Linked DNA regions of Homo sapiens: region 1 is linked to region 2. Evidence: read pairs that join two places in POLR2A ChIA-PET (ENCODE). Cell type or tissue: Panc1. All regions are shown on one strand. Each heading gives the region's core, and the rest is flanking DNA. Links, peaks and the distances in the headings are about the cores only. Region 1 overlaps MAJIN (membrane anchored junction protein). Region 2 overlaps MAP4K2 (mitogen-activated protein kinase kinase kinase kinase 2).

What was found. ChIA-PET counts read pairs that join two places held together with the same protein. Peaks named below come from ENCODE experiments on the same cell type or tissue, not always from the same donor. Only the 100,000 strongest peaks of a DNase experiment are listed, where the experiment ranks them.
Region 1: POLR2A ChIA-PET joins it to region 2 with 10 read pairs; 5 of 35 experiments call an interaction of 5 or more read pairs at or near these places.

The regions. Positions count from the first base shown.
Region 1 is chr11:64,966,580-64,971,944 of GRCh38, forward strand. It overlaps MAJIN (membrane anchored junction protein), which reads right to left. Exons shown (of 11, transcript NM_001037225.3): 1 at 5,298-5,365. Among named protein-coding and RNA genes, the nearest start is that of MAJIN, 2.8 kb to the right of the region's middle. In Panc1, for the core only: no CTCF peak of the experiment used is centred there; a DNase peak (open chromatin) is centred at 2,702; H3K4me3 peaks cover 211 bases; H3K27ac peaks cover 117 bases.
Region 2 is chr11:64,794,374-64,799,738 of GRCh38, forward strand. It overlaps MAP4K2 (mitogen-activated protein kinase kinase kinase kinase 2), which reads right to left. Exons shown (of 32, transcript NM_004579.5): 13 at 5,232-5,310; 14 at 5,048-5,106; 15 at 4,421-4,464; 16 at 3,253-3,291; 17 at 3,128-3,161; 18 at 2,902-3,007; 19 at 2,731-2,819; 20 at 2,609-2,650; 21 at 2,436-2,520; 22 at 2,261-2,340; 23 at 2,120-2,180; 24 at 1,900-2,017. Among named protein-coding and RNA genes, the nearest start is that of MAP4K2, 6.2 kb to the right of the region's middle. RefSeq lists silencers at 1,784-2,078, 3,551-3,751. In Panc1, for the core only: no CTCF peak of the experiment used is centred there; no DNase peak of the experiment used is centred there.

The sequences.
Region 1 (5,365 bases), core at 161-5,160, 170 kb after region 2:
AAGAGGGCAAATTTTACTAACCTTAATCCAATTCTGGTGAGATATTAAGGAGATAAGAATTGTACTCGTGGCCAGGCGTGCAGTAGCTCACGCCTTGTAATCCCAGCACTCTGGGAGGCCAAGGCAGGCGGATCACTTGAGGTCAGGAGTTCGAGACCAGCCTGACCAACATGGTGAAACCCAGTCCCTACTAAAAATACAAAAACTAGCTGGGCATGGTGGCAGGTGCCTGTAATTCCAGCTACTCAGGGGGCTGAGGCAGGAGAATCACTTGAACCCGGGAGATGGAGGTTGTAGTGAGCTGAGAACACACCATTGCACTCCAGCCTGAGCGACAGAATGACTGTCTCAAAAAAAAAAAAAAAAAAGAAAGAAAAAGAAATGTACTTGCTAGGTTTATAGAAAGATATACTTGGCCAGGTGTTGTGGCTCATGCCTGTAATCCCACTTTCAGAGGCTGAGGCAGGACTACTTGAGCCCAGGAGTTCGAGACCAGCCCGGGCAACACAGTGAGCCCTCGTCTGTATCATATAAAAAAAAGAAAAAGGCCAGGTGCTGTGGCTCATACCTGTAATCCCAGCACTTTGGGAGGCTGAGTCGGGCAGATCACTTGAGGTCAGGAGTTCGAGACGAACCTGGCCAACGTGGTGAAAGCCCGCCTCTACTAGAATATAAAAATTAACCGGGCGTGGTGGTGGCGCCTGTAATCCCAGCTACTCTGGAGGCTGAGGCAGGAGAATCACTTGAACTCAGGAAGCAGAGGGTGCAATGAGCCGAGATGATACCATTGCACTCCAGCTTGGGCAACAAGAGCGAAACTCTGTCTCAAAAAAGAAAAAGAAAAAAGAAAAAGAAAAAGAAAAGAAAAGGAAAAAGAAACAAAGTGCTGGTTTCCCCGTAACATGTCAGGGAAGCCCATTCTAAGTAAGTGACTAATTTCTAAAGGAAGAATATGAGCTAGTGAGGCACAAATGGAGAATGGATGGTGGGTCTGGGGTGGGTAGAGGAAATAGCAGGTACAAGAGTACTCAGTTGAGAAAAAGCATGGCACTTTCAAAAGAGAGAAGTACAGTAACCCGAACACAGTGGGCAAGAAAGACAATGCTACAAGGTGAGACTATACAGATAAGTGAGTCAGTCAGCACATATCTGAGACCCTACAGTGTATCAGGCACTGTTCTGGGCACTAATATGGTAAGTAACAAGAGAGACATGATCCCTCGTCTTTAAGGGCTTACATTTCAGGAGGTGTGGAGAGCAACATTCAACATATAAATAAATAAACAAATATAAATTGAGGTACTCTAAATAGCATCAAGAAAATAATATGTGGTTTTATTTAGGATGACTAGAAGGCTGCTTTAGCTAGTATGGCCAGTGATGGCCTTTCAGAATAAATCACAACTGACTTGAGGCCTTCATGGAAAGGAGCAACGATCACGGGGAAAAGCATTCCAAGCAGAAAAATCAGCAAGTGCAGATGTCTGTGATGAGTTTAATGGACAGAAAGGTCAATGTGGCTAGAACATTGAGAATGAAGAGAGAGAGGAGGGAGATGAAGATGGAGTGTTAGGCAGGGACCAGATCGTGTAAGGCTTGTAGGCCATTGTAAAAAGTCCAGATTTTATGCCAAGGATTTTATAAAGGGGAGATAACTGATTTGATATATGCTTTATAAATATCTAAATATCTATTCTAATTTTATTTTAGAGACAGGATTTCTCTCTGGCGCCCAGGCTGGAGTATAGCGACACAATCACAGCTCAGGGCAGCCTCAACCTCCCAGGCTCAAGCAATCCTCCCACCTCAGCCTCCCAAGTAGCTGGGACTACAGGTGCCCACCACTATACCCAGCTAATTTTTGCAGAGATGGGGTTTCACTATGTTGCCCATGCTGGTCTCGAACTCCGGAGCTCAAGTGATCTGCCCACCTCGGCTTCCCTAAATGCTGGGATTACAAGCATGAGCCATCAGGCCAGGCATGGTGGCTCACGCCTGTAATCCCAGCACTTTGGGAGGCTGAGGCGGGCGGATCATGAGGTCAGGAGATCGAGACCATCCTGTGAATGGTGAAACCCCATCTCTACTAAAAATAAAAAAAAATTAGCTGGGCGTGGTGGCGGGTGCCTGTAGTCCCAGCTACTCAGGAGGCTGAGGTGGGAGAATGGCACGAACCCAGGAGGTGGAGCTCGCAGTGAGCCGAGATCGCACCACTACACTCCAGCCTGGGCCACAGAGCGAGACTCTGTCTCAAAAAAAAAAAAAACAAGAATGAGCCACCAAGCTTGGTCCAAAATATCTAAATATCTGGTGACTGAAAGGAAGATGAACTGTAAGGGGACAGGAGGAGAAATAGGGAGACCAGTTAAGAAGCTTCTGTAGTCGTCCAGGAGAAAGATGCTGCTGATTTGGACTTGGGATTTTAGAAATTAATAAATAGTTAGATTTGAGATATACTTTAGACTAACTAACGGACTAGATGTGGGAATCAAGGATGGCTCTCAGATTTTTTTGCCTTTGCAATTAGGTAGACAATGGTACATACTCTACTGAGATGGGGAATAATTCTAGGGAAAGAGATTTGGGGTGGGAGGGAGCAGTGAAAATTAGTAGTTGTGTTTTAAGTCTAAGAGGCCTATGAGACATCCAAGTGGATATACCGAGGAGGCAGTCTCCTAGTGTGTAAGGGACAGAAATCAGAACGGAAATATACATTTGAGTCACCAGTGTTTAGATGGTATGTGAAACTACTGGAATAGATGATGAGATCATCCAGGAAGAAATTATAGAGAAGGGATGAGGGCCTTCCTTATAAGCCAGGTTACAGATTGTGGAATCTGTTGTCAGAGCAATCAGAAGGCACTGAAGGGTATAATAAAAAAAAAAAACGACATGACCAGATGGCTGTGACTTAAAAAAAAAAAAAAATCCCTCCTGGCTGCAATGTGGGAAACAACCCGGAACAAGAACAGATGAAAGGAGACCAGCTAGGAGCCTCCTGCGGCTCAAGGCAGAAGCTGACAGTAGCCAGGTCTACAGTGATAAAAGTGAAGATGACAAAAGGTGAACTGATTTGGAAGATGGTACTCAGGAAGCTGAGGCAGGCAAGACTCTGTCTTTTTTTTTTTTGAGACGGAGTCTTACTCTGTTGCCCAGGCTGGAGTGCAGTGGTGCGATCTTGGCTCACTGCAACCTCTGCCTCCCGGGTTCAAGCGATTCTCCTCCCTCAGTAATGACCTGGTGACTTGATAAGGTGAGGGAGAGCGATGACTCCTGGTTGCTTGAGCAACTAACTGAAGAGGTAAAAGCACCATTTTCTGAAAACAGGAGCCTTGGAAAGTAAATTTTTGAAGGCAAGATGTTGAGTCTGTATCTGGAGATGCTGAAGTTTGAGATGCCAATGAGATAGCCAAAGAGAGATTCTAGATAAGACTGCTGGAAACTGGCTTCCTACCTGCAGATACATACATGAAGGAACTAGAGTTCAAAAAAGTGAAGGATGGGCCAGGCGCAGTGACACTTGCCTGTAATCCCAGCACTTTGGGAGGCCAAAGTGGGTGGATCACCTGAGGTCAGGAGTTCGAGACCAGCTTGGCCAACATGGTGAAACCCCATCTCTACTAAAAATACAAAATTAGCCAGGTGTGGTGGCAGACACCTGTAATCCCAGCTACTTGAGAGGCTGAGGCAGGAGCATCGCTTGAACCCAGCAGGCAGAGGTTGCAGTGAGCCCAAATCTCACCATTGCACTCCAGCCTGGGGGACAAGAGCAAGACTCCGTCTTTTTTTTTTTTTTTTTTTTTTTGAGACGGAGTCTTGTTCTGTTGCCCAGGCTGGAGTGCAATGGTGCGATCTTGGCTCACTGCAACCTCCACCTCCTGGGTTCAAGCGATTCTCCTGCCTCAGCCTCCCAAGTAGCTGGGACTACAGGAGCCTGCCACCACACCCGGCTGATCTTTGTATTTTTAGTAGAGACCAGGTTTCACCATGTTGGCCAGGATAATCTCCATCTCCTGACCTTGTGATCCACCTGCCTCAGCCTCCCAAAGTGCTGGGATTACAGGCATGAGCCACCGTGCCTGGCCCACACTGTCTTAAAAAAAAGAAAAAAAGAAGAAAGAAAAAGAAAAGGATGTTCGGCAAAGTATACCTGCTGGCATCTTTCTGCCCACTTGCCCAGATGCCAAGATTCAATCAAGGCTCTGGGGAGTGGCACAGAGATCTCAGTGCCATGACTCATATTTACTTGCAAGGTGCAATCGGGCATTTGAAAGCCAGAAACTCATTCAAATCAAGACATGATGTGACAGGAAATGTTTCAGTGGAAAAAATCTTGTTTTCATGGCAACAGCTAGGCTGGGGTTGGAGGGTGGGTATAGACCAGAGGAGCACTTTAGTTCCTGGGGAAAGTCTGTGGTAAGAAGGTGGGGTGTGGCCGGGCAAAGCGGCTCACACCTGTAATCCCAGCACTTTGGGATGCCGAGGCGGGTGGATATCCTGAAATCAGGAGTTCGAGATCAGTCTGGCCAACATGGTGAAACCGTCTCTACTAAAAACACCAAAATTAGCCGGGTATGGTGGCGGGCACCTGCAATCCCAGCACTCTGGGAGGCAGAGGCGGGTGGATCACTTGAGGTCAGGAGTTCAAGACCAGCCTGGCCAACATGGTGAAACCCCATCTCTACAAAAATACAAAAATTAGCCAGGAGTGGCGGCGCATGCCTGTAATCCCAGCTACTCAGGAGGCTGAGGCAGGAGAATCGCTTGAACCCAGGAGGCGGAGGTTGCAGTGAGTCAATATCGCCCCCACTGAACTCCAGCCTGGGCGACAGAGCGAGACCCCGCCTCAAAAAAAAAAAAAAAAAAAAGGACGGAGGAAGTTGCGGGGGGGCGGGGAAGGAGGAGGAGGAGGAGGGTGAAGCGCTGGGTGTGGAGTGGGGAAAGGGCAGTCTCTGGAGTCGGCGGACGACAGCAGGGTCCCCGTACTGTGTGCCGGTCACTCGCCCGAAGGAGGGGACAGAGGCCTGGAGCCCCCCGGTCTACCTCGCACGCTCCCGGCCTGCGACCCGCGCTCCGGTCCCGCGGCCTCCCCGTGGGAGCCCTGCAGTGGCACGGCCTGCACCCTGGGCGAGCTTGCTGGGTGTCCCGAGAGCCCGGCGCTGAGAAAGGGACCTCAGGGGGCAGGGGGGACTGCACTTCGGCGGCGGAGGGTGGAGCCCGGCCCGGAAACTTCCCTCAGAAATAAACAGAAACGCAAAGACAACTTCCCGAGGGCCCGGGCCGTCGTGTGCCGTTACCTCAGCCCCAGGTGGTTCCCAGGCTCGGCCAGGCTATGTCTCACACACTGACTAGGGGTCCTTCGGCC
Region 2 (5,365 bases), core at 295-5,294:
TTTTGAGACGGAGTCTTGCTCTGTTGCCCAGGCTGGAGTGCAATGGTGCGATCTCGGCTCATTGCAACCTCCGCCTCCCAGGTTCAAGCTATTCTCCTGCCTCAGCCTCCCGAGTAGCTGGGATTACAGGCGCCCGCCACCATGCCCGGCTAATTTTTGTATTTTTACTAGGGACGGGGTTTCGCCATGTTGACCAGGCTGGTCTCGAACTCCTGACTCAGTTGATCCACTCGCCAAAGCCTCCCAAAGTGCGGGATTACAGGCGTGAGCCACTGTGCCTGGCCCCCAGGCAAACTCTTAACAGCTCCCCAGCTCACCAGGCTGCTCCGCCCCAACACATACTAACATATACTTGCTCTTCCCCCTGCCTGGAGTGCCATTCCCTACCTCACCTGCCTAGAAACCCTGACACACTTTCGAACCTCCCAAGCTTGCCCGGTCTCTGAGGCCTCTCCACACCTCCCAGCTCTCCCTCTAACTGGACCTCAGTACCGGCTGCTAACTGTCCACATTTCCCTTTTTCTTTTTTTTGAGACAAGGTCTTGCTCTGTTGCCCAGGCTTCAATGCAGTGGTACGATCGCGATCACAGTTCACTTCAACCTCAACCTCCTGGGTTCAAGCAATCCTCCCACCTCAGCCTCCTGAGTGGCTGGGACCACCAACACACAACGCCATGCCTACATCACCATGCTCAGCTAAGTTTTCGATTTTTTTTTTTTTTTTTTTTGAGATGCAGTCTCACTCTGTCGCCCTGGCTGGAGTGCAGTGGTGCAATCTCCACTCACTGCAACCTCTGCCTCTAGGGTTCAAGTGATTCTTCTGCCTCAGCCTCCCGAGTAGCTGGGACTACAGGTGCGCACCACTACACCCAGCTAATTTTTGTATTTTCAGTAGAGACGGGGTTTCACCATATTAGCCAGGCTGGTCGTAAACTCCTGACCTCATGATCCGCCCACCTCGGCCTCTCAAAGTGCTAGGATTATAGGCCTGAGCCACTGCGCCTGGCCCCATTTTTTGATTTTTTGGGCTTTTTTTCTTTCTTTTTTGAGACAGACTCTTGCTGTCGGCCAGGCTGGAGTGCAGTGGCGTGATCCCGGCTCACTGCAACCTCTGCCTCTCAGGTTCAAGCGATTCTCCTGTCTCAGCCTCCCGAGTAGCTGGGACTACAGGCATGTGCCACCACGCCCGGCTAATTTTTTTTGTATTTTTAGTACAGACGGGGTTTCACTATGTTAGCCAGGATAGTCTCCATCTCCTGACCTCGTGATCCATCCGCCTTGGCCTCCCAAAGTGCTGGGATTACAGGCGTGAGCCCCCCCGCCCAGACTTTTTTGATTTTTTGTAGAGACAAGGTCTCCCTGTGTTTTCAGGCTGATTTCAAACACATGGCCTCACACAATCCTTCTGCCTCGGATTACAGGATTGGGATTACAGGCATGAACCACCACACCCAGCCCCGCTGTTTCTTGAAAGCAAGGACTCATGGGAATCCTTGAAAGCAAGGACTCATGGGAATCCTTGAAAGCAAGGACTTGCCCATCTCCCCCATTTCTTGAAAGCGAGGACTCATGGGATTCTCCATGTCCCGAAGCCCAGCATAGGGGCCAACATAGCATAAGTGCTCAGTAAACGTTTGCTTAACTGTCAAGCCCCACATCCGAACAACCACAGCTCCTACAACTTGGAAAGCACTTTCACATCCACTGTCTCCTTCTTGCCTCCCAACAAGCCGGCGGGAGGGGGTGGGAAGGCCATCAATTGTATTGACAGAGGAGGAAACGGGCGCTCAGAGAGACAACACGTCTAAGATTGCTGCAATCCCAGGAACTGGCAAGGCCATGTTCCAGCCCCTCCCTGCCCCTCTGCCTCCCGCTCCCTGCACGCCCAAGATCCCTGACCTGGGGATGATGCGCTGGGTGAGGCGGTTGGTGGGGATGGAGAGGGGAACCTGTTGCTGTAGCCTCCGCTGCTCAAACAGGCCTGGGAGGTCATGGGCCCAGATGTGCGTGGATTTCCCTGCAGAAACAGGAAGAGGCCAGGCCTGGGGTGTTGGTGGGCAGGATGCTGAGGCGCTGGAGCCCCTGCGGACCCTGCCTCCCTGCCCATCCCACCTTGTACCTGAGAGTGACAGCAGCACGTTGTTCACGCAGTAGAGCCAGGAGCAGCGATGTGAAATCAGCTGGAGGCCACAGAGGGACAGATGGTCAGCACCCCAGGCCCCCACAAGGCCTCTGCCCCCCACAGCCAGCCGGGCCTCACCTTCTCCAGCGTATCCTCATGCAGTTCATGCAGGTTGAGTGTGTAGATGCCTTCCTCGGCCCCTACCACCAGGAACTGGTCTGCCAGTTTGGGCATGGGGTCAGAGGTCAGACATGGCCCCTGGCCCAAGCTGAGGGATTCCTTGGGCTCCCGCTTCCTCCCTGCCCCCACCTACCCCGAGTAACAGGGTGAATCCAGGTGACAGCAGCGTGGATCCGCAGGGGGCAGCCATTGAAGACCTTGGAGAAGCAGGCGCCCATCTGCAGAGGAGGCAAGAGGCTGGCGAGGGAGTGCAGGGGTGGTGGGTGGCAGGGCTGTGGGACTGCAGGGCTTGGGGCAAACACTTACATGCACCTTGGGAGTTGGGGGGAGCCCGTGGCAGGATGACCTCTGGGAGGGAGGAAAGGAGTCAGGGCTGATATGACAGCTGTAGCCGCCCGTCTCCCCACCCCACTGTAGCACCCTCTTACCTCAGGATCCTCCCGCTGCTTCATGGTGGCCCAGGCCGTGGGCAGCAGTGGGGAGCTGTTGGGGCCTGAAGGAGGTGGGGGCAGGGTTCCTGCAGGCACAGGCGTGCTGTAATTTCCTGCTGTAGCCCCCACCCTGGGGCTGCCTCCTGGCCTCCCAAGCCTGAGACTCACCTGGGGGACTGGACAGAGGCTCCTCTGCTGGAGGGTCAGTGGGGAGTGGCCCTAGGAACGGGGCCCGCTTGATGGTTCCCATGGTATCGTCTGGGGAGTCCAGCTCCTGGTAGGAGGGGCAGGGCCCAGCCCGGCCGTTACCAGGTTGCCCTGTAACCACATCCCACTCCAATCGTACCCTCTGCAGTGGCCTGGATCCCAGCTCCAGCCTCCCTCTGTGTGGCACCTGGAATTCTGAGGCTGACCGAATAGTCAGACTCCTGTGGGAGGGAGATGAGGCGTGAGGCATGAGGTGTGACTGGCACCAAGGCCACCTGCCCCTTGCCCCTCCCCCAGGCCCACATCCCTCACCTTTCCTCCAGGGCCTCCTGGACCGACTGCAGCAGGCTCCTGGGCAGTGGGGAAAAGGGGTCAGAGGTCAACCTTTCCTTTTTTTTTTTTTTTTTTTTGAGACGGAGTCTCGCTCTGTCACCCAGGCCGGAGTGCAGTGGCGCAATCGCGGCTCACTGCAAGCTCCGCCCCCCAAGTTCACGCCATTCTCCTGCCTCAGCCTCCCAAGTAGCTGGGACTACAGGCGCCCGCCACCGCACCCGGCTAATTTTTTGTATTTTTAGTACAGAGGGGGTTTCACCGTGTTAGCCAGGATGGTTTCGATCTCCTGCCCTTGTGATCCGCCCACCTCGGCCTCCCAAAGTGCTCAGATTACAGGCATGAGCCACACCCGGGCTTTTTTTTTTTTTTTTAAGACAGAGTTTCATTCTTGTCACCCAGGCTGGCGTGCAATGGCAAGATATCGGCTCACTGCAACCTCTGCCTCCCAGATTCTCCTACCTCAGCCACCCTAGTAGCTGGGATTACAGGCGTGGGCCACCATGCCCAGCTAACTTTTGTTTGTTTATTTATTTATCTGAGATGGAGTCTCGCTCTGTTGCCCAGGCTGGAGTGCAGTGGTGCAGTCTCAGCTCACCGCAACCTCCGCCTCCCGGGTTCAAGCGATTCTCCTGTCTTAGCCTCCTGAGTAGCTGGGATTACAGGCGCCTGCCACCACACCGGCTAATTTTTTCTATTTTTACTAGAGACGGGCTTTCACCATGTTGGCCAGGCTGGTCTCAAACTCCTGACCTTGGGATCCGCCCACCTCGGCCTCCCAAAGTGCTGGGATTACAGGCGTAAGCCACCACAGCCAGCCTAATTTTTGTATTTTAAGTAGAGATGGGGTTTCACCATGTTGGCAAAGCTGGTTTCGAACTCCTGACCTCAGGTGATCCACCCACCTTAGCCTCCCAAAGTGCTGGGATTACAGGCATGAGCCACCCGCCCAGCCTAATTTTTGTATTTTAAGTAGAGGTGGAGTTTCACCATGTTGGCAAAGCTGGTCTTGAACTCCTGACCTCAGGTGATCCACCCACCTCAGCCTCCTAAAGTGCTGGGATTACAGGCATGAGCCACCACGCCCGGTCAGAGGTCAGCCTTTCTGCCGCCCCTGCCACCCCCTGCAGCTTCCCCATACCTCACTTACCCACTCAACTCTTCCTTTCCCAGTAGTGTCCACTCTTCCTCCCACTGGGGGAAACCAAGGTAGAGACCGGGGAAGAAGCAGAGACAGATGCAACGTGAGAGGGCGCTCAAGAGATTCAGGAAAGGAAAGACAGACAGACAGACAGACGGGAAAGGTGAGATGGAAACACACAGAAGATGAGAGAGACAGACAGTGGGAGGCAGAGCTGAAGACTGTGAAAGAAAGGGCAACAGACAGCGAGGGAGGAAGAGACAGGCTGGGGGGTGAGGAGAGACCAGTGACAGAGCCGATGAGGGCAGAGACAGAAAGTCAGACCACTGGGGACACACAGGTGGGAAAACGAGGCTGAGCAGGGTAGGGTGAGGGCTCAGGCACATGACGGCCTCCTTTTGGGAAAGGCATGGTCTCTGTGCTACCTTCCAGACACCCACCTAAAAGAACTTGGCCCAGGAAGGAGCCCCTAACCCTCCAGGTCCCTGGGTAGGACAGGCTTGCTTGGACAGTCTAAGGCCCAAGGCCCGAGGCCACCCAGCTTCAAATCTCCCTTGATTTGAGCTGCTCGGCCTCCATCCGACCTCCCTGCCCCACCTCTGGGCACCACCTTCCCCTCAAGGCCTGCCCACTCACCGGCTCATTCAGTGGGTCAGTTTCCTTCCTGCGTGGGGCGCCAAATTTCACCTGGTGAACTGGGGGGCCCAGAGTACAAGAGTGAAGGAGCTGGAGTCTCAGGATGGACCTCTACTCACACCAAATCCATGTGCACACAGGCCCCCCAAAATCTGCACACACACAGCCCCTGCTGCAGACTCACACTGGATCTCCGAGGGGGTCCTCTCGGCTGGGCCGTGCTGCCCCCGGGAGTGAATGGTGTCTGGAAACATGTCATAGGTCTAAGGAAAAACAGAAACAGTGTGGACACACCTGGCACGCGCCTCATGCCGGGGC